2 separate regions of the Mus musculus genome follow, and region 1 is linked to region 2. A link is a loop called in an ENCODE intact Hi-C map of the cell type or tissue named here. Cell type or tissue: heart. All regions are shown on one strand. Each heading gives the region's core, and the rest is flanking DNA. Links, peaks and the distances in the headings are about the cores only.

The links. Peaks named below come from ENCODE experiments on the same cell type or tissue, not always from the same donor. Only the 100,000 strongest peaks of a DNase experiment are listed, where the experiment ranks them.
Region 1: a loop joins it to region 2, with 2.7 times the contacts of the local background. A loop is called at or near these places in 11 of 42 quality-filtered maps.

Annotation. Positions count from the first base shown.
Region 1 is chr3:32,525,353-32,535,313 of GRCm38, reverse strand. Mfn1 (mitofusin 1) reads right to left here and starts at 5,832. Exons shown (of 18, transcript NM_024200.4): 1 at 5,619-5,832; 2 at 3,298-3,416; 3 at 941-1,076. The coding sequence starts at 3,409. In heart, for the core only: a CTCF peak has its summit at 5,543; a DNase peak (open chromatin) is centred at 5,863; H3K4me3 peaks cover 1,927 bases; H3K27ac peaks cover 1,228 bases.
Region 2 is chr3:32,703,187-32,713,147 of GRCm38, reverse strand. It overlaps Actl6a (actin-like 6A), which reads right to left and starts at 4,602. Exons shown (of 14, transcript NM_019673.2): 1 at 4,268-4,602; 2 at 1,204-1,280; 3 at 873-1,047. The coding sequence starts at 4,292. In heart, for the core only: CTCF peaks have their summits at 4,487, 4,699 and 8,888 (motif pointing left); a DNase peak (open chromatin) is centred at 4,507; H3K4me3 peaks cover 1,969 bases; H3K27ac peaks cover 1,303 bases.

The DNA of each region.
Region 1 (9,961 bases), core at 1,140-9,139, 180 kb after region 2:
TTTGTTTGTTTGTTTGTTTGTTTGTTTTGTTTTGTTTTGGCAGTGATGGGGATCCATCCAGGGTCAGGCACACTAGGCACCTTTTTTTATCATAGGTCACATCTCCAGCCCAACACCTGATGGTTACATGGATATATCAGCTGTGAGGATGATCACTCCATCACCTGGACACAATGACATTCAGTGCTCCCTGCTTTCCTAGGGGAAATCACAAGTTGTGTCTTCTAGAAGACACATAATAATTGACGTACAGTTGTACATGTCTTTAATTCAAACATTCCACTCAGGAAGCAGAGGCAAGCAGATCTCTGTGAGTTCAAGGCCAGCCTGGTCTATGTCAATAGTTCCAGGACAGCCAAGGATACACAGTAAGATCCTGTCTCAGGAAAATTAAAATAATCAATATGAACCTAGAATAACTCACAACCTAGGTATTATGGCACAAGGTTGTAGAATCAGATTCAAGGCCATCCTTAGCTATATAGCAAACTGGAGCCCAGCCTGTGCTACATGAAACCCTTTCTCAAGAAAATAAATAGAAAAAAAAATCATAAATCATGTTTTTCATTACCCATTCCCCAACTTTCTAACCAATCCTTTCTAGCCAACCCTTGACCAGGCAGTAGTGACACAGGCTTAGCGGGCAGATCTCTGAGTTCAAGGTAAGCCGGGTCTACAGAGTAAGTTACAGGACAGCTAGGGCTACACAGAGAAACCGTTTTAAACAACAACGAAGGAAGGAAGGAAGGAAGGAAAGAAGGGAGAGAGGGAGAGAGGGAGGATGGAGAGAGAGAGAGACAAAAGGGAAAGGGAGAGAGGTAAAAACTGTTGTGGGGAGAAGTAAGAAGATTGCAACCCACTGAGTCATCAGACAAGCTGGGCTATGAGCACGAAAAGGTGACCTGTGCAAAGAACCTCAGATGAAATGATATCGGCTTACCTGCCAAAAAATGCCACCTTCATATGTCTCCGAGACAGCACCTCCCCAATGACAGCAAGCTTGTTTCTGTAGCCCTGTATTTCCACCAGATCATCCTCGGATGCTATTCGATCAAGTTCTGGATTCCTGTATGTTGCTGCAAAATTGAAATGGTATTAGATAAAGTAATATAAATAAATCCTGCCAATTATACAGAGGTATACATTTTGGGTTGTTCTATATAACAGGTCAATTGAAAAATAAAAATGTTCATGGTATCTGAGTATTTGGAGTTTTTCTTCTTTTGTTTTTAAATGTGTATGTCAACATGTATTTAGTCTAAAAGTAAATGCCCTCTGAAAGGATTATCCTGCCTGGGCTGGGTGTGGTGGCACACCTTGAAGTCCCAGAAGTGAGGAGGCAAAGGAAGGTGGATCTCTCTAAGTTCAAGGCCAGCCTTATCTACAAAGAGTACCTGGACAGTAAGCGCTACGGAGAAACCCTGTCTCAAAAAACAAAAATGAAACCAAAAAACACAACAAAATAAAAAATTCAAGGACTCAGTCAAAGGGGTTACTTAATACTTATTTATGTAGGACTCAAAAGTACAAGGCATATGAAACACAAATGCAGTTTTAAAGAAGAAATAAGCTAATAGCCATCTATGCTTTTCACCCAATCTTAAACTGGAATCTATGCTTTTCACCCAATCTTAAGCTGGAAAGGACTTCCACGTGCTGAGCCGGTTCTCCACTCCTCCGATAGTAAGGTGGGTAAGTCTGTAAGCTAGGCAAGCCTTGCTGCCTCCTCACACGTGGGTTCCCACACAAAAAAACACAAGTCCAGTCAATAAGAAAAAGTAGAAAGGTACTTATGGACTGAAGCGGGACTCATCAGAACCGAGCCACTGGCCACATGACCTAGCCAACAATGGAAGGAGTGCCAAGACCGTGGTTTGAAAGGGACAGCCTCAGGTTACTTTCTTCTCATTCCAGCAATAGAGAAACAGCTAATGCCTCATTTTGTCTCGTTTTGAAGATAAGACATGGAGACTCTGGGTCATTATAACCTGAGACTCTTCAAACGAACTCAGTGCTCAAGTGATTAAGCTTAAGCTTTTCACGCCTCATTTTGCATTTCAAGAACAGTCATAAAACACGGGCAACTTCTGAACAGCAGAAAGACTGGCACTGAGCTTCTCTGCAGCGGTGGTCCTGACCTCCTGATGCCCCAGTCTTGTATCTCCAAGGCAAGGCTGCAGTCTGCAAAGTCTTACCTCAAGTGCGCAGTCCTAGCTGTTTCCCATTTGATGCTTCGTGATTTACACTCCTATTTCCTAGCCTCCCCCTCTCCCTGACGTCCCCCCACTGAGGTTTTAATATAAGTCAAAGTAAATTCAAATTCTAAGTCCTGCCTTTGCACTAGCTCCCAGCATACTGTTCGATCCAGAACTGACAGGATGCAAAACAAGATATTACTAAATTTAACTTCAGTTTTACTCCCTATCAAGTGTAAGAAACAATATTTTTCACAATTCACTGTTAGCTCACATTCTTCCCAAACTGGAAACAAACTGTGTAATTTTTTCGCTCAACGAAACTTCAATTATGTTACATTTGGAATTGGAGATACGTAAAGTTCCAGGCTTACTTAAGAAGCTCAAAATCTAGTGACAGAGATTTATAGGAGCAAGGGGTAATGTTTTCTTCAAAGACGAAATTAAATGCTTCCCCATGGTCACCGGAGATACTCTGAGAATTCCTCACTTTTCATTGTAAACTTAACAGACAGATATCCTTAAAAGCTAAAGAAATTCCAATGGCTCGCTCCAAATTAATATATTGTGGTAAGACAATTGGGAATACCTTTGAGCAGTTACATAGACAGAAGGTAAACATTTATCCTCCCACAAAGCAATTACATCTCACGTGAGAACTGACAAACTGGGGTGGAGACATGTAATGGCTTCATACGGAGAGGCCGGCTTCCCAGCTCTGTGACCTTGAGCAAGCTGCTTTGCCTTCACAGTGCCTTTCACTTACCTACTAACTAGTCTTAGGAGTAGTAAAGGAATTTTTACTACTGTAAAACACTCAGACTAGTACCTTACTCTTTTCTTAACTGTGAAATTGTTTTCACTCACTATGGCATAGTTCCCAGAATGCAGAACAATGTGAATTCCACAACTAAGCCTGAGCAGGTCACATACCTGTGTGGATGCAGAGGCAAGTGGAACAGAGTTTAAAGCCATTGGAAGCTACACAGCCATTTCAAGGCAAGTCTGATCTCAAAAGGGTAAAATAAAAAACTGAAGTGGAAATAATAAAGCACCTGCGTACACTTTCAACAGTAACCTTACTAGTTTAAGAGGTACCCACCTTCAACAAAATGTGAGCCCTCAGTAACAAACTCCAGTAACTGGCCGAAGATTGCAGTGATGGCTTTCTTTGCCAGCACAAAGTGCTTCAGTGGAGATACCGTTTCTGCCATTATGCACCTAGGTTGAGAAAAAGGTTAGAAAAGCAATAATTAAGCCGGGCGTGGTGGCGCATGCCTTTAATCCCAGCCCTTGGGAGGCAGAGGCAGGCGGATTTCTGAGTTCGAGGCCAGTCTGGTCTACAGAGTGAGTTCCAGGACAGCCAGGGCTATACAGAGAAACCCTGTCTCGAAAAACCAAAAAAAGAAAAAAAAAAAAAAAGAAAAAAAAGAAAAGCAATAATTAGCCTGTGGATGACAAATGCCTGGAGTCTCAGCTACTGGGGCAGGCTGAGGCAGGGGGTGCACTCACACCAGGAAGTCCAGTTTTACCTGGACAATGCGACATAGCAGGGCTTTCCTCATCTCCAAAGCTCTACTTAAACTTAACAATGAGGGGCTTGAAGACGTGATTCAGCAGTTAAAGAGAACTGGCTGCTCTTCTAGAGGACCCAGTTCTATTCCCAGCACCCACATGGCAGTTCACAACTGTCTTAAGACTCAAGTTCCAGGGGTTCTGATGTCCTCCTCTGGCCTCCACAGACACAGGTACACACATGGTACACCAAAATTTGGTTGCATATATATGCAATCAAAATACCCGTACACATTTAAAAAAAAAAAAAAAAGCTGAATGATAAAGGTGTGGTGTTACACACCTGTGATCCCAGCCAGGAGGAGGCTGAAGCAGGCCAGCCTTGGTAAACCTTGTTCAAAACGAAAAACTCAAAATCTCTCAAAACAGTTCAGGTGGAGGAGACTAAGTTCAATCCTCCAGAAACCAAGTGGTTGAAGGAGAGAACCAACTCCAGCAAGTTGTTCTCTGCCTCCAAACACCAACTGTGAAAGTCTACCGCTTCCACATATAAGTTAAATATAATTTTAAAAACCATATGAAAACAGGGCAGTGGTGGCGCATAGTCCCAGCACTCAAAGACAGCTGGATGTCTGTGAGTTCAAGACCAGCCTGGTCTACAGAGCAAGTTCCAGGACAGTCAGGGACACACAGGGAAACCCTGTCTCAAAATCAAACAAATAAAAAACAAAAACAAAAACAAAAGAAGAAGAAGAAGAAGAAGAAGAAGAAGAAGAAGAAGAAGAAGAAGAAGAAGAAGAAGAAGAAGAAAGAAGAAATGAAATGTGCATGCCTCCAGGGCTAGGCAGATGTCTCAGTGCTTTAAAACACTTGTTGCTCTTCAGAAGGACTTAAATTGGTAGCTCACAACCACCTGTAACTCCAGTTCCAGGGGATCTTATGCCCTATTCTGACCTCAAGGGCACTGCGCAGAAACTGTGGTGAAACATGCATCCGTATATGGAAGAAAAACATACACATTAAAAAATCTAAAAACAGAGCAAACATTTAAAATCATGCTTAGTCTGATACCTGCTAGTTCATGCCTCAATTTCCTAATAGCAAAAAATTAACCTGGCCAAATAGATAAAATACTTTTTAGTATTATTTATTTATTTACAGAAACCATGTTAGTCAGAAACCAAAGATTACTCTCGAGTGATCTCCCATTAAAAAAAGAGAAATTTGCCTCCTGTCATGTTACCTGTAATTCAGTTACTCAGGAGTGTCACACAGGAAAAGCTGAAAATTCAAGTCTACAAGAGGCAACAGAGTGAGATCAAGGCTTGCCTGGGTCTCTCAGTGACACTCAGTTTAGAAACCGGTTTAGGGATACAATGGCATTTGCCTAGCATGGGAGACCTGGGAGGGGCTCAATCTTCAATCCTGGAAGAGTAGATATGTAAATAAATGTAAAATCGGTAAAAGCTAGTAACAAAAATCTTGGTTGTAATCCCTAATTTATTTTCCTCGAGTGAAGATGAAACTAGTTTAGCTAAACTAAGTTTCCCAGTTAGCGAAGAAAATAAAAGAATGCCCAAGTCTTAATGCAGTACAGACACCAAGAAGGTAGCAGCTTTCGTCACAATTACGGAGTCAAGACTTAAAGAAGGCATGAAGGAAGGCTTCAAGCCAAAGTCCCCAAACTTAAAGGAATGTTGAATTTAAAGTAAAAGACGTTCTACCTGGAAGCTCCTATGAAAAGCCACCAAAGACAAGCACACGCTAACGCTGGTGTGCGTGAAAAGAAGCGCCGTGGCCACCAGGAGGGTGGCTCCCTCCGGAATCCTGAACTGACGGCGCGGAGGAGGTGCGTGGGGAGAGGAAGCCGCGTGGGCCGAGAGCCTGCCCAGCCGGGTGGATTCCTACCTGGACAGGGCCTTCCCTCAGGCTGGCCGCCCGTCGCCCTTGCCCGGCCCGCCGCCCCGGCCCGTCAGGGCGCTCGCGCTGCGCCGGTCCGGAGCTCGAAGGTCACCCCGGACGTCGCCACCCGCCAGCGGACACTCACTCCGTCCCTGCTCCCCACTGTCACCCAGCAACCACAGCTCCGCCACAGCCCCCTGGCTGTCTCATCCTCCCGAAAGAGGGGAGGTGCCCAGAGGAGGGGCTAGGGGCGGCTACTTCCGGCGCTTCGGATCTCCTATTGGCTGACGCTTCGAGACCAGAACTGCATATATTGCGGGCGCCATTTTCCTTCAGGGCTGAAGGCGAGGTTTGTTTTGGGCAGGAGTTCTTATTAACCACTGGGCTGTTTTCTGTTCCACCTTCCAACTCCTCCCCTTGGTTTTTCCCTTCAGAGTTTTCAAAGCTCAAAGGCGCCAAGTGTGAAAAGATGTCCATGGTTATCTGAGGGTGTAGGGGGAGAAGTACCCCAAAACCACATAGATGTTTATCATGCGGGGGGGGGGGGGGGGGTCGTCAAAACTTTGACTTTTCCAATTGCTCTGGTCTTGATTGGTTTTCTGGGGTTACTGGAGTGAGCTGTGTGTGTCTACTTACTGTAAGAGGTATTACTCAAGAAAATTAATTGTTCATGATTTAAACTTTGTTAGGAATCACCTGGGAATCTTGTTAAACCATTGATTGATTGATCGAGGGTGAAGCCCAAGGACTCTACATGTTCCACCTTCCAAGAGAGGTTTCACAGCATGTGTCCTGAGAGGTTCTTTACAGAGTTAGCAAATGAGATGCTTTTGCCAGGGAAGCCCCTTTATCCATATGAATGGCAGCTACCTCATCTATAAAATACTAAAAATGCCTACTTCATGAATTGTGGGAAAGTAAATGGGTTAGGGTGTAAAGTGCTTAAAACATTGATGGGCACCTGCAAAAGTTGGATAAATAAAAATAAAAGTTGGATAAAAAAGTTGGATAAATACAGTGAATGAGATCATTTCAGACTATGACTGCTATTATGGGGGGGGGGGGAGATCAGGACAAGAGGATAGAGTGAAGAAAAATGAGCAAGGTGGAGCCAAAGAGGTATGTGTTTTCTGAAAGGATGTCATTTCTCAGGTCATTTCAGGACTGTTACTGGGAATATCTGGAGAAAAACTGTCCAAGACACATAGGAAGGACAGTGCTAAAATGGATGAGTTAAAAAAACAAGCATGAGCTGGGCGTGGTGGCACACACCTTTAATCCCAGCACTCGAGAGGCAGAGACAGGCAGATTTCTGAGTTTGAGGCCAGCCTGATCTACAAAGTGAGTTCCAAGACAACCAGAGCTATACAGAGAAACCCTGTCTCCAAAAAAAACAAACAAACAAACAAACAACAACAAAAAACAAAACAAAACAAAACAACAACAAAAAGAACTCACAAACCCGCTGTCACAGCCTCCCAAGTGCTAGAATTCAGATCTGTGCTCTCACTCTGCCTAAATTTGAAGATTTTTGTTTTGGGTTGTTTTTTGGAGACAGTGTCATTTTATATAGACAGTCCTGGGTCCTGGAACTCACTATGTAGAACAAGTTAGCCTTGGACTCACAGAGATCCAATGCCTTTGCCTCCCAGGCCAGATTTTTTAAAATGATTTTTTTCTTTTTGAGACAGGGTTTCTCTGTGTAGCCCTGGAACTCACTCCATAGACCAGGCTGGCCTTGAACTGCCTATTTCCAGGGTATATAGCCAATAAGGATCAGTACTTAAGAGACTGGGGAGAAGGCTCAAGCAGTAAAGTTCTTGCTGTGATGGCATAAAGACCTGGATCCAGATCTCTAGCCACTCATGGGGAAAACAATAATGCTGGGGGTGGGGAAATCTCTGGAGCTGGCTGGCCAGGCTAGCAAATCAGTGAGCTGAGTTCTTTGAAAGACTTGCCAGGCATGGTGGCACACACCTTTGAACCCAGCACTTGGGAGGCAGAGGCAGGAGGATTTCTGAGTTCGAGGCCAGCCTGGTCTACAGAGTGAATTCCAGGACAGCCAGTGCTACACAGAGAAACCCTGTCTTGACAAACAAAAAACAAAAAAGAAAGACTGTTTCCAAAATAAGGTGGAGACTGATAGTGAACGTTGCTCACTGTTGATCTCTAGCGGCTAATGTACTCACACGTGTGCACATACTATGCAAAGCACAGCAAAGACAGGTCAGTACCTAGGGGCTGGCGAATAACTCAGTGACAGTGTGTTTAGTGTGCACAAAGTCCAGAGTCCAATCCCAGTGACAACTGACATAAACTGGAGTCATCAGGGAAGAGGGAACACCCAATTGAGGAACTGTCTTCAAATAATTGGCCTCTGGGCAAGTCTGTAGGGCATTGTGTTGATTAATGTGTGAGATCCCAGCCCACTTTGGAAGGTGTCACCCCTGGGCAGGTGCTCCTTGGTTGTATAAGACAGCAAGCTGAGTGAGGCATGGAGAATAAACTAGTAAACAGTATTTTTACTGAACTCTGCTTCAGTTCCTGCCTTGGCATCTCTTAATGATGGACTATAAAGTTTAAGGTAACACACACACACACACACACAAAGAAAAAGAAAACTAAAACAAAAACAGGAAGACCCCTTTCTTCCCCAAGTTGCTTTTTGGTCATAGTGTTTGTCATAGCAGTAAAAAGTAAAGTAGGCCAATCCTAACACTAAAACACACAAAAATGACCATTTAAAATTATTGACCAAAAAAAAAAAAAAAAAAAAAAGAGTCTTGGGTCTAGAGAGATGGCTCAACAGTTAAGAGCACTGACTGCTCTTCCTGATGTCCCGAGTTCAATTCCCACCAATCACATGGTGGCTCACAACCATCTGTAATGGGATCTGATGCCTCTTCTGATGTGTCTGAAGACAACTACACTGTACTCTTATACATTAAATAAATAAATAAATATTTTAGAAAGTATAAAAACTCTCAAGGCTAGGTGCCAGGTACACACTTTTAATCCCAGGGTTCAGAAGGCAGAACCAGGAGAGTTCAAGGTCAGTCAGGTCTACATAACAAATTCAAGACCAGCCAGGGCTACAGTGTGATACCCTAATCTCAAAAACAGTAACAAAATATTCTCTCCTATTACCATGTGTTCTGGGGTTGAATGAGGGTCATGAGGCTAGAACAGCCACACCTTTACCCACAGAGCAGACATCTACCTGACCCCATGGCTCATTCTTGTATTCCTGAGCACTGTCTTAATAGATCTTCACAGCTGTTTGTGAAAGAAAATAAAACTTGAGACCTGTGATTCATGTAATTTATGTCAAATAGCCCAAAGAGTTGTTTGTTAGCTTTGAAACCTGGGGCTGAAAACATAGCAGAACAGGCCAGGACATGCCCAGGCAGGCCCATCATTAAGACATTCCTGAGGCTGCTTGGCCATAAAGATAAAGAGAATGCAAAGACATGTCCGGACTGGCCCAGCGCCTCCCTATCTCCCGCCCTTCTGACATGGGTTAAATGTTAACCAGAATGCTCTGCTGTTACCTCGATCTGCACGTTCAGTCCGCCGATGTTTAAATGAACCAATTGTGTGAAACCACGCCAATTCCTCCCCCAGCCCCAGCCCCTTTTCTATAAAAACCCCTAGCTTTTGAGCCTCGTGGCCGACAACTGCTATCTCCTGTGTGAGATATGTGTGGGCCCAGAGCTCCGTCATTAACCTACCTCATGTGTTTGCATCAAGACGGTCTCTCTTGATTCTTTGGATGCATGCCAACTCTGGATACAAGTAGGGGTTTCCCCACTAGGTTCTTTCATTTGCTCATTTGAAAAACAGTGAAATACAAAGTCTTGAGCTGTCTGAAAGTTGTTTAACATTCTCTCCATTGTTTGTGGTCATGATCTATTTAAGGACCAAGAATAGAAACCAGGTGTGCACCTTCAATTGATACATGTTCTCTTTTAGGCATCAGTAATGTTCAGTGGGATCAAAGAGTATATTTTCACTTTCTCGAAAGAAACGTTTTAAGATGCTAGAGACTTTCCGGTTGGTGGTTGTTAGACTATGGGGCACAATCCCAGACAAATCACACCAGCTGCAGGTCTCTCACGTGGGATGTTTTATTGGCAGAGGTGGCCTCTGAGCGGGAAGAAGTGAGAGGGCTGCAGGCAGGGATGAATCTCTTATCCCGGCCATGGCGCACGTGATGCATGAACAAAGAAAGGGATGTGTGGCAGGTGCCAAGTCAATGGACACAGTAGCAGCGCTGTCACCTGGAGATGACTTGTCTCATCACTGGGTCCCAGAGCTGCCTATAAAGAGCTTGTGACTGAGGATGCACC
Region 2 (9,961 bases), core at 1,311-9,310:
CTTTTCCTTGGATGCTGTCCTCATGTGTCGTCAGTGTGGTCACATGAGTCCTCCTATGAATAGTTTACCTCAGAATTTTATCCAGAGACAATGACATTTCTGCCTGCCTCCCTTTTAATTCTGATTTTAGTGAATATTACCATTGATTCATTACCTAAACCAAAACTCTAGGCAACCTTACTTCTCCTGTCCTTTCTACCTCCTCAATCTCCTAGTGCAGCCTGCCGCCTGGATCCTCAAAAGCCACTTCAGAACTTCTGCTCTCATTCTCATCAGAAACCTTCTCCTCTTTTATTACTGTCCTGTCTACAGTGCATCCCTCCAGCAGATTCTACGTACTGTCAGCAAGTCTTTCAGAGTGGCAAAGATGACAGAGCACACTGAGCCTTACATAATTCCCACAGGCCAGCTTTCAGTGACTATTTCAGCATGCTCCAGAGGAAGACCGCATTCTCTGCCTACCTTTCCTGCAAGTGACCTAACACAAACAATGCCGCAGCCACATCTGTAAAGCATTTCAAAGATAGTTCCCTCACAACTCCCATCTCATTACACAAGCTGGTGTTTTTCTGATTTTCTCAGCCTTGCTGGCCAGTTGAATTCCTATCCATGGCTAAGACTCCGCAGCTACCTCCTTTATGAAATCTCTGATCCCATTGTTTCCTGACCACACCCACATCGCTCTTAACCATGTGCCCAGCATACAGTTTTCTGTGCATACACCAAACTCTCCTGATTAAGTTTAAGGGAAAGAAACACTTCTTATACATTTTTGTATTCTCATTATCCAAAATATTACTTTATAGAGTTAAAACAAACAAACAAACACTTGTTCATCTTGCAAGACATTGCGGTTTACAGCTAATTCATACCCATGCCATTCTTGAGTGGTGAGATGGCCTCCATGTTCTCCCTGGGCACGCGGAGGGCATTGGTGTCTATGTAGTAGGTGGGCCCGCCCTGCTTGCCTTTGTCACCATCAATCTCCATCATTGTACTTCCGTCATCTCTCTCCAGCACCACACCGATAGCCGTGGGGAAATCAACCTGGGACGTTAAAATATGGCGGGAAGGATCAGCTGCTCTCGGGAGGGGCTGTTTCCAGTGTCTACCTTCAGTTTTGCTTTGAGGTTCTGCTTGAATTTAATTTTGCACAGATGACTCTTGCCTACCCAAGTAATTCATTCATATCATTGTTCTTACCTTAGGGCAGTCCTCGCCAGCATAGCCAGCCCTCACTGTGTACGATCCAATGTCAAAAACAAGAGCGCCAACTTCATCTGAAGAGATTAAAAGAGAATTACTGAAGAGATTAAAAATAGAATTGCATATGCCTTTAATCCCAATAAGGGAGGCAGAGGCAGACAGATCTCTGAGTTCTAGGCCAAACTGGTCTACATAGCTAATTCTGGGACAGCCAGAACTACACAGAGAAACTCTTGTCTCAACAAAGAAAAGGACATATTTTATGTATATAAAATGAAAATTTAAAACTTTGTAAAAATCCATTACATTCACACATGATTAGCTAGAATCTAGTGTTTACCATTGTTGTTTCAAGACAGGGTGTCTCTGTGATCTTACGTGTCACAGAACTCACAAAGATCCTGTCTCTGACTCTCAAGTGGATTAAAACTATGCACCACCATGTCTGGCATGAACCTAGTATTAAATGCACCTTCAAGATGTATTTAATTAAAATATGGCAAGTCATACTGTTTTATCAATGGAGGTTTAATCAGGAAAGCCATGGTACACTGACAGCAGGTAGTAGTTTCCTTACTAAAGGAACTAATTATAAACTTCTATAGTCCAGGTACAGAAGGATGAACAAAGGACTGCCCTCATAATCCTTAAACTGAGGAAACAAGAAGAAACTGTTCCCAGAACCTAGAAGGTTTCTGCTGAGAGCTGTGGTAACAGCTGAATGATGCAGAGCTAAGCTGCCTATTCAGGGAGGGAGGGCCAAGCTCAGATTGCAATCCCAGGAAGACTCTATAATGCAGCATCCAAATTGGGGCATTTTAACTTGGGTGGGGAACACCAGCTTTTAACGATTATACTAAAACAAAAAGCACAGGCAAAAAGTATAGTTACCCTACCATCACCAAATCAAAGTTCAAAGCTGAAACCAGAGGCTGAGAAAGCCCAGAGGCCATCTCTACAGGCACAAGATGTGTATAAATGACAGCAAGGGAATCTGGTGGCACAAAACAAATCAAACAAACAAACAAAGGAAAGAAAAATAAAAACCACCGAATACATCCTAGTACAATTTCATCAATTATGGGGAATTATGTTTTGTTTCATGAAATGAAGAAACACAGCAAAATATGAAAACTGCACAGCATGGAAATTAGAGTGTAATTTATACAGGCCAAGTAAAAAGCATTTAATGAACGTATCATTTAAGTTACACATTCCAGACTTTAGGAGACAGTTTAGTGGTAAGAAAAAAGCTGGCAATCTTTTTCAGTCTAATTTAGAGAAAAGCCTCCATGTATATTTTCCAAATACTTCACCCCAAACAGCAGGCCTCCTAGGATAATGCACTTGGGTTTCTCAGTACTGGTTTTTCAATGGGGTCCCCCTCAAAATTTAAAACACTAATCCTACTTACCTACATTACTCAAATGCTAAGGCCTTAAAAGTTCTTCTGTTTCTCTAGTTAAAGCCAATCTATGCCCAATCTACCCAGTTTGGTGCTAGTTACAAAGAGGCACCCAAAGAGAATCACAGAGCTATTTAGTTTAGACATACCCAGTTTGGAGAAATTCCTAGTTTAAAAGGAGATGCATATGCAACTGTTTGAATGAAAATGTCTCCTATAGACGCTGATATTTAAACATCTGGGCCCCAGTTGGTGGTGCTGTTTATGGAGGTTTAGAAGATGTGGGCCTTGATGTAGGAAGCTGTCACTGGGGGACAGGCTTTGAGTTTAAAGCCCCCACTATTTCCAGCTGCTTCATGCTTGAGGTTGGACACGTGAGCCCAGATTCCTGCCCCACCATCATGCCTGCTGTTAGCTGCCATACCTCTCTCAAACTGGACTCTTACCTCTCTGGAATCATAAGCTAAAGTAAACTCTTTCTTCTAGAAGCTGATTTTGTTTTTTTGTTTCTTGGTTTTTTTTTTTTTTTTAATCACAGCAACTGAAAAATGACTAATACACTATGTGAGATGGGTAATTTACTAACTTCTCTGCTACAGTTTAATCCGAAAAATGTATTTAATACTTACCTCATAGGATAGGATGACTAAATGCCTTGAATGTTTTAATGTATAAAGCACTTACAGTGCTGACAAACAATAAGCCGATAAATATTAGCTAACGGTAATTATTACTGTCACACTTCTTGCCAGGGAAAAGACTACCGTTCCTAGAGAAACTACTATAGTTTATTCTCAGAAAACCCTACACAGCAGTTAAAATGAGTGGGCACAGATCTACTGACTCAATGCAGATATAGATTTGTTAGTGTGAGGATACTATTTAACTCTTGATGGGTGCGTGTTACCTGTACACGGCAGAGAAAGGAATACCCCTGCCTCATCCCAGAAGCAATTTGCTCCCAATTTACAACGAGTCTTTAAACTTTGAGCTGGTTGTTTAACTCTTGCCAATATTTTTTTCTTCGTTAACGTGAGGGATGGCAGCACCATCTCCTGTCAACATCCCCCCTAGAGGAGAGTCTCTAACTAGGTAACTACTCTTAAACAAAACAGTACTTAGAAGCCTTGTTTTCGTTATCGCCGATCTAGAAAAGGCTCCCGCCCAGCCGGACAGGAGAACTGCAGCCTGTACCTCAGGGATCCGCTCATCTGGGGACCGAGCACGCCTGGAACGATGTCCAGGCTGTAGTGGCTGCTGAAGGACCCAGAGCAGCAGCCGCAACACCGGGCGCCACTCGCACCCAGTGCCAACCCCGGGGGCCCGGAACCTCCGCGAGCTGCCCGGGACCAACGCGCGGCGGAACCGGTACAGTGAGGGACCCGGCGTGCCAGGGACTGCCATCAGAGCCCAGCCGGTAAGACGCGCCAAGGCCCTTCCTTGAGGCCATCTCGGAGCAGCGACGGGACAAGCCGGAAACCTATTGCGCGCCGGCCCGGGTCCGAAGAGAAGGAGAGGCCGTGGCCCATACGGGGACCGGAAGCACCGTCCAAAGACCGGAAGGGCCCGCCGAGGACCGGAGGGAAACGGAAGCGACTAGGGACCAGGCCGGTCGTTCCGGTCCGCACGCCCCGAGGCGCCGCTGCGCTCACTCACCTCCGCCGTACACGCCGCCGCTCATGGCTACTGTCTGGCGGGGACTGGCCGAAGACTACCGGACGAAAGATAACAGCGGCGTGACTCCTCTCCCTGAGAACGCCGGCCCCGCAAGCCTGCAACTTCCAACGCCGCCCCCTCCGGCAACAAAGCAGCGGCCGCACGCCCGCTGCACAGCCACTCTTGCTGGTTTCTCGTATCAACCAATGACAAAGGGTCCGGCTTAGTCATTAGCCAATCAGAGTGTGGCGCTGCTGCATCCCCGCGCGGTTTAGCCGTCTTAGCCAATGGAAGGCATCCGTAGGGGCAGGGAGAGGGAGAAGCGACAGAAGAAGGGAAGGTGTTGGGGTACGGGCAGGAGGGGGCGGAGCTTCGCGGGCGGGTGAGGTGGGTGGAGCTTCGCGAGCGGCCGGTAGGGTGGACCGAGCTTCCAGGAGCAAGGCGGGGGGAGTGGGTGGAGCTGTGCTTCGCGCGCGAATAGAGTAGGAGGAGTCTTAGGTGGGCGGGCGAGTGGGAGGGGCTTGGTGCAGGAGTGGGCCGGGTTTCGAGAGTGAGTTAATTAGGTACTGGGAATTAAGAGGCTTGCCTCAGGCCATCAACCGCTCTGGTTCTAAAGGATGGCTGCTCCCCAGGAGCCAAAGGAACTTGAGTGCAAGGAATCTGGAACTTGAGTTAGTTACCTGGGAGAGATCCCTGGCCTTTGATTGTGATGAATTCGGAATTTTTTTTTTTTTAAGCAGAAATACTTCAACTAACATTTATACTTGAAAAAGAAATGTGCACTTCACTTTGAATTAATCAGCAAATCAGATATAATAATAGGATCCATCATTTTAAACAATGGCTATTTATATTAAAAGACAGTACATTTTTCCAGCTAGATTTAGATAGCATTTAAAAATCATGACTTCAGTTTCTTTCATTTCTGTGAAAATCATTCACCAAGCAAGTGGAGCACTATTCAAGGAAGCACCCATTTGTAAATACCTCCCCAATCCGTGTCTACTGTTCTTAGTCTACATCTCTATCAGTGTCGCCCAGAACACTGTCTTTTCTTACCCCAAATTACTGCAACAATTTGTCCCTCTGCTTCTCTAGGCCTTAGATAGCCTGATCTATATAACCAAAGGCCCAAACCAGTCCTGCCATTCCAAAGCTCAAGTGTAATGTAGCTCTGTACCTGGTAGCAGTGCTTAAATTGAAGTGTCTAGGGTCTAGCTACATAGTGGCTACTTGTAACCTTAGGTGGGTTGAATAAACTCTCATCCATTTCCCTGCCATTAAGGTGGCAGGAATTGACCTGTCTGTCATAGGTTCAGGAATAACGCTAGTAAGAAAATGCTCTCCCGTTCACTTGACACTGTGTGCTGTGAGCTGACAGTGATGGTTTGGATTTGGGTTTTTTGAGAGAAAGTCTCACTGTGTAGGCCAGGCTAGTCTCCAAGTTGTAATCCTCCTGCCTCTGCCTCCTTGTACTGGAATTATAGGCACATGCCACCGTGTGTGTATTACTACATTTTAAATGATTCAAAAACAGTTTTAAGAATACTATGATACTCCCATGTCAGAAACCTTGTGCTGTGTTTTACTGGAGCATAGCCAAGCTTATTCACAGCTGTGCCTGAGGTGATGTGTCTGGTTAAGATGTAGAGCACATTACTGCCAAGTGACCTGTGGGAGGGGTTGCTTACTTCTCAATGTATGCAACACCTAACACAGCCTGCCTCAGTGCTGTGTACTGTGGTCCCCATGATCAGTGCTCACTGCCGATCAGCACCCCAAAACAATTCTATTTCCAGTCATGTTTTCATGTTTGACTAAATAAAACTGATAGGTTATTATGGACTGTGGTTCCAAGCCAGGCATTGTGGCACACAGTTTTAATCCCAGAATTCAAGAGGCAGAGGCAGGTGGATTTCTGTGAGTTTGAAATTAGCCTGGTCTACATAGTGAGTTCCAGGCCAGTAAGGGATGCATACTGGCTACATAGCAAGACCCTGCCTCAAATAGATATATACATGATAAATGTATAAGTACTATGGTTCCAATAATGAAAAATTGGAGAGATATTATTTTACTTTATAATATATAGTAGTACAGTTAAACCACTATCATTTAAATATCTAGCAATTCATTTACAAGTTTGATGGATTTACAGATTGATATCCTTTACCAATACCATCTGCAAGATCTCTCATGAATTTAAGAGAATAAACCTTAGAATTAAAAATACCTCTTTGGGGGCTGGAGAGATGGCTCAGCAGCTAAGAACACTGACTGCTCTACCACAGGTCATGAGTTTAATTCCCGGCAACCATATGGTGGCTCACAACCATCTGTAATGGGATCCGATGCCATCTTCTGGTGTGTCTGAAGATAGGTACAGTGTGCTCATATACATAAAATGACTAAATAAATCTTTTAAAAAAGAAATTATTTATTAAAAAAATACCTCTTTGGGCCGAAGAAGAATCAAGTATTTGTTCCATACTCTCCAGGGTTCAACAGAAACCAGAGCTGTTCAGCAGGGTTGATTACAACATCTTGAGCTCACTGCACCTAACCCAGAGGATACAGAAATCTAAAAGCAAAGAAGACAGCTTGTAACAATGTTGAAAAGCTGTGCTCAGATGTTTTTAATAAAGTAAGAAAGATTAGAAAGCAGATCATTCATAATTTCAGTTGAGCTCAGTCTCTTGATATGTTACTGGAGTAGAGACTTCATTTAATGAACCAATTAGGTAAACTTTATAGAAAATTAACTTTTTCACAGTGTGCCTGATATGACTAATCACATGTTAAACACATGAAAACACACATCTAAACTGTAGCCTCCCATAAGCCCGAAGCAGGCTGAGCCAGAACTTGACCTTGCTGCCACTAAGGAGATTATCTAGGGTGGAGCCTTCCTCCCTAGATCACTCTATTGTTGAGCCACTGTCGCTGTTCCTCTTCAAGATACTGCTACCTGCTGAGAGCTATTCTGGAGACTATGCCCTATCCTGCACATCATCACCTGCAGCTGGTTCTGGGCTCCAAGGATGAATTGGCGGGAATGGACTTCCCCCCTCTTTTATAAAGCGTGTCCGCCATTAAAAATTTGAACCTTGAGCAGACTAAAGTTGACTTGGTTCCATTATTTCTCAACCTGCCTAGGCTCTCTCTTTTCTTTCAGTTCCAAGATGCCTTCCAGGCTCGAACCCGGACATGTGAGCGGCTGGCCGGCCTCAACAACTTGGCGAACCAACTCAGGACCTGAGAATGGCAGAGTACATTTGGAAGAAGCACTGCTGGTTTGGCGCTCTGTGGAAGAAGAAAAAAAAAATTGTACCGGAGAAGATTGGTACAGGCTAAGCTGGAACAGCGCTAAAACCCGCGCGCTGGATTCACTTAGGTTCAGCAGTGAGTTGTCAGGAACTAGGAACTCAACAGGCAGGCAGTCGGCTGCAGCTTCCAGAAGCTGCTTTTTTGGCGAGAGAAATAAAAGGGTTTAATAAAAAGAATTTTATGGGCTGGTGAGATGGCTCAGTGGGTAAGAGTACCCGACTGCTCTTCCAAAGGTCCAGTGTTCAAGTCCCAGCAACCACATGGTGGCTCACAACCATCCGTAACAAGATCTGGCGCCCTCCTCTGGTGTGTCTGAAGACAGCTATAAATAAATAAATAAATCTTAAAAAAAAAAAAAAAAGGATTTTATAATCAGGCGGATGGCCGCAGTTGGAAACTGCATCAGGCGCGGGAGGAAAGTAGATTTTGAAACTCTCCCAGGGACAGAGAGAAAATGGGGGAATCCCCTTTTGTGTTCGTTGCAGGCCAGTGTCTTTGTTCTGAGTGTCTGTCTTATGTTTCCAGAAACAAACATGTGCTTGTTGTGTTGGTTTGTTGTCTGTGTTTTGTCCCGTGTCTCTGAAACATGGCGCAGTCTGAGTTTAGATCTGCCTGAGTTTGGTTTCTCTGGTGTTTATAGACGATGGGGTTTTCTGACACACGCGCTTGGTATTTGCAGCTGTCCCTTCGGGCTGTAAGGACCGGAGGACTGTGGTCAGCAGATGTGCTAGGAAAACCATCACCTCACCAGGGGATGCCCTGGGGAGTGGGGAGAGCCAGAGACATCTGGCAGTCTCCAGAGATCGGTCAGAGGGACCAAGTTTTGTTTATGAAATGGAAGCTTACCCTTCTAATTCTTTTGCCTGCTCGTGGAGGACGAGTAAGGGTTGCATGTGTCTGGATCTGTTGGTTTCTGTTTTGTGTGTTTTGTGTATGTGTTTAGAGCTATGTGAAAATTTAGAGAAGCGCTAGTGTGAATGGAAAAGCCCTGCTGGGAGCTGATTGCAAATGCAGCTCCTAAAGGGACAGGCAGCCTTTTGCTTGTAACAGAAAGTTAGCTTAAAATTGGAAACTCAGAGTTAGAGTCATTCTAAACAACATGTGGCAGGAGCGAACCCAGGAAAACAAGTCTTTAAAGATACTTCAAGGGGCTGGAGAGATGGCTCATCGATTAAGAGCACTGATTGCTCTTCCGAAGGTCCTGAGTTCAAATCCCAGCAACCACATGGTGGCTCACAACCATCTGTAATGAGATCTGGCGCCCTCTTCTGGAGTGTCTGAAGACAGCTACAGTGTACTTACATACATACAATAAATAAATAAATCTAAAAAAAAAAAAAAAAAAAGATACTTCAAAACAGGGATAAGCTTTGGGCCAGGACTCTGGCAGAGTGCTCAGATTGAGAAATGTTTGCGTTTGGGTAGACACAGTGCTCAGCTCAGAGCAGCCTCAGTGAGGTTTGTGTGGCATTTCTTTTGTTTCGCAAACCGTGACTGGGGAAGTTCCTGGGACCTCACCTCTCCCTGCCTTCAGAGAAGATTCCTTAAGATTCAGAGGCAATATCTTTTCATACTTAGGTTTTTAGCTATACTAGAAAATCGTGGTCCAGAAAAATCTAAGAAGGAAAAATTGATTTGCTTCAAAATTTTATTTTCAAAAGCTTCCAGGAGATGTTAATTGGCTAAGACCTCACTTTAAACTCACCACAGGAGAACTTAAGCCTTTGTCAGGTGCTATTAAGTGAGACACAAATTAACTGGCAAAAAACAAAAGGCCTTGCAGAAATTAAAGAAAGCTTTTATAATTATCAATTATAATCAATGGTAATTAAATATTAGCTGCCTATTTTAGTTATTGGTTATTAAATGTGCCCACAACAATTCCTTGGCTAGAGAAAACATTGTTGTAAAGTCATCCTTCTTCACCTCAAAGTAAAGTTTCAGCATCCTATTGAGGCTGCTGTGGTGCTAACAAAGAACTGTAAGATAAATTCATATATTTTAGAAAAACTATAATGAAAATTGCGTCTTAAAAACCATATCATCATTTAAAATAAAATTGACAATCTATATCCCAAAGATAAATTTAAAATTGTTTTTATGTATGCTTTTGTATCTTCTATAAATTCATGCATGCATGCATCCCATTTACTGTGTTTAAAAACAACCCTCTTATGGGAGAAAAGTATATGTGAATTGGATCACACGCTTATTCTTTTGAGCTTCCCCCTGCTTCAACACATATAATTAAATTGTGTGCTGTAGATGGTGTTTTAAAATGTTGAATAATCAATAATTTGTATCTTTATTAATATATATATATCAGAGCTTACAATTGCTTAAAATTGTTCATCCCTCAAATGCTAT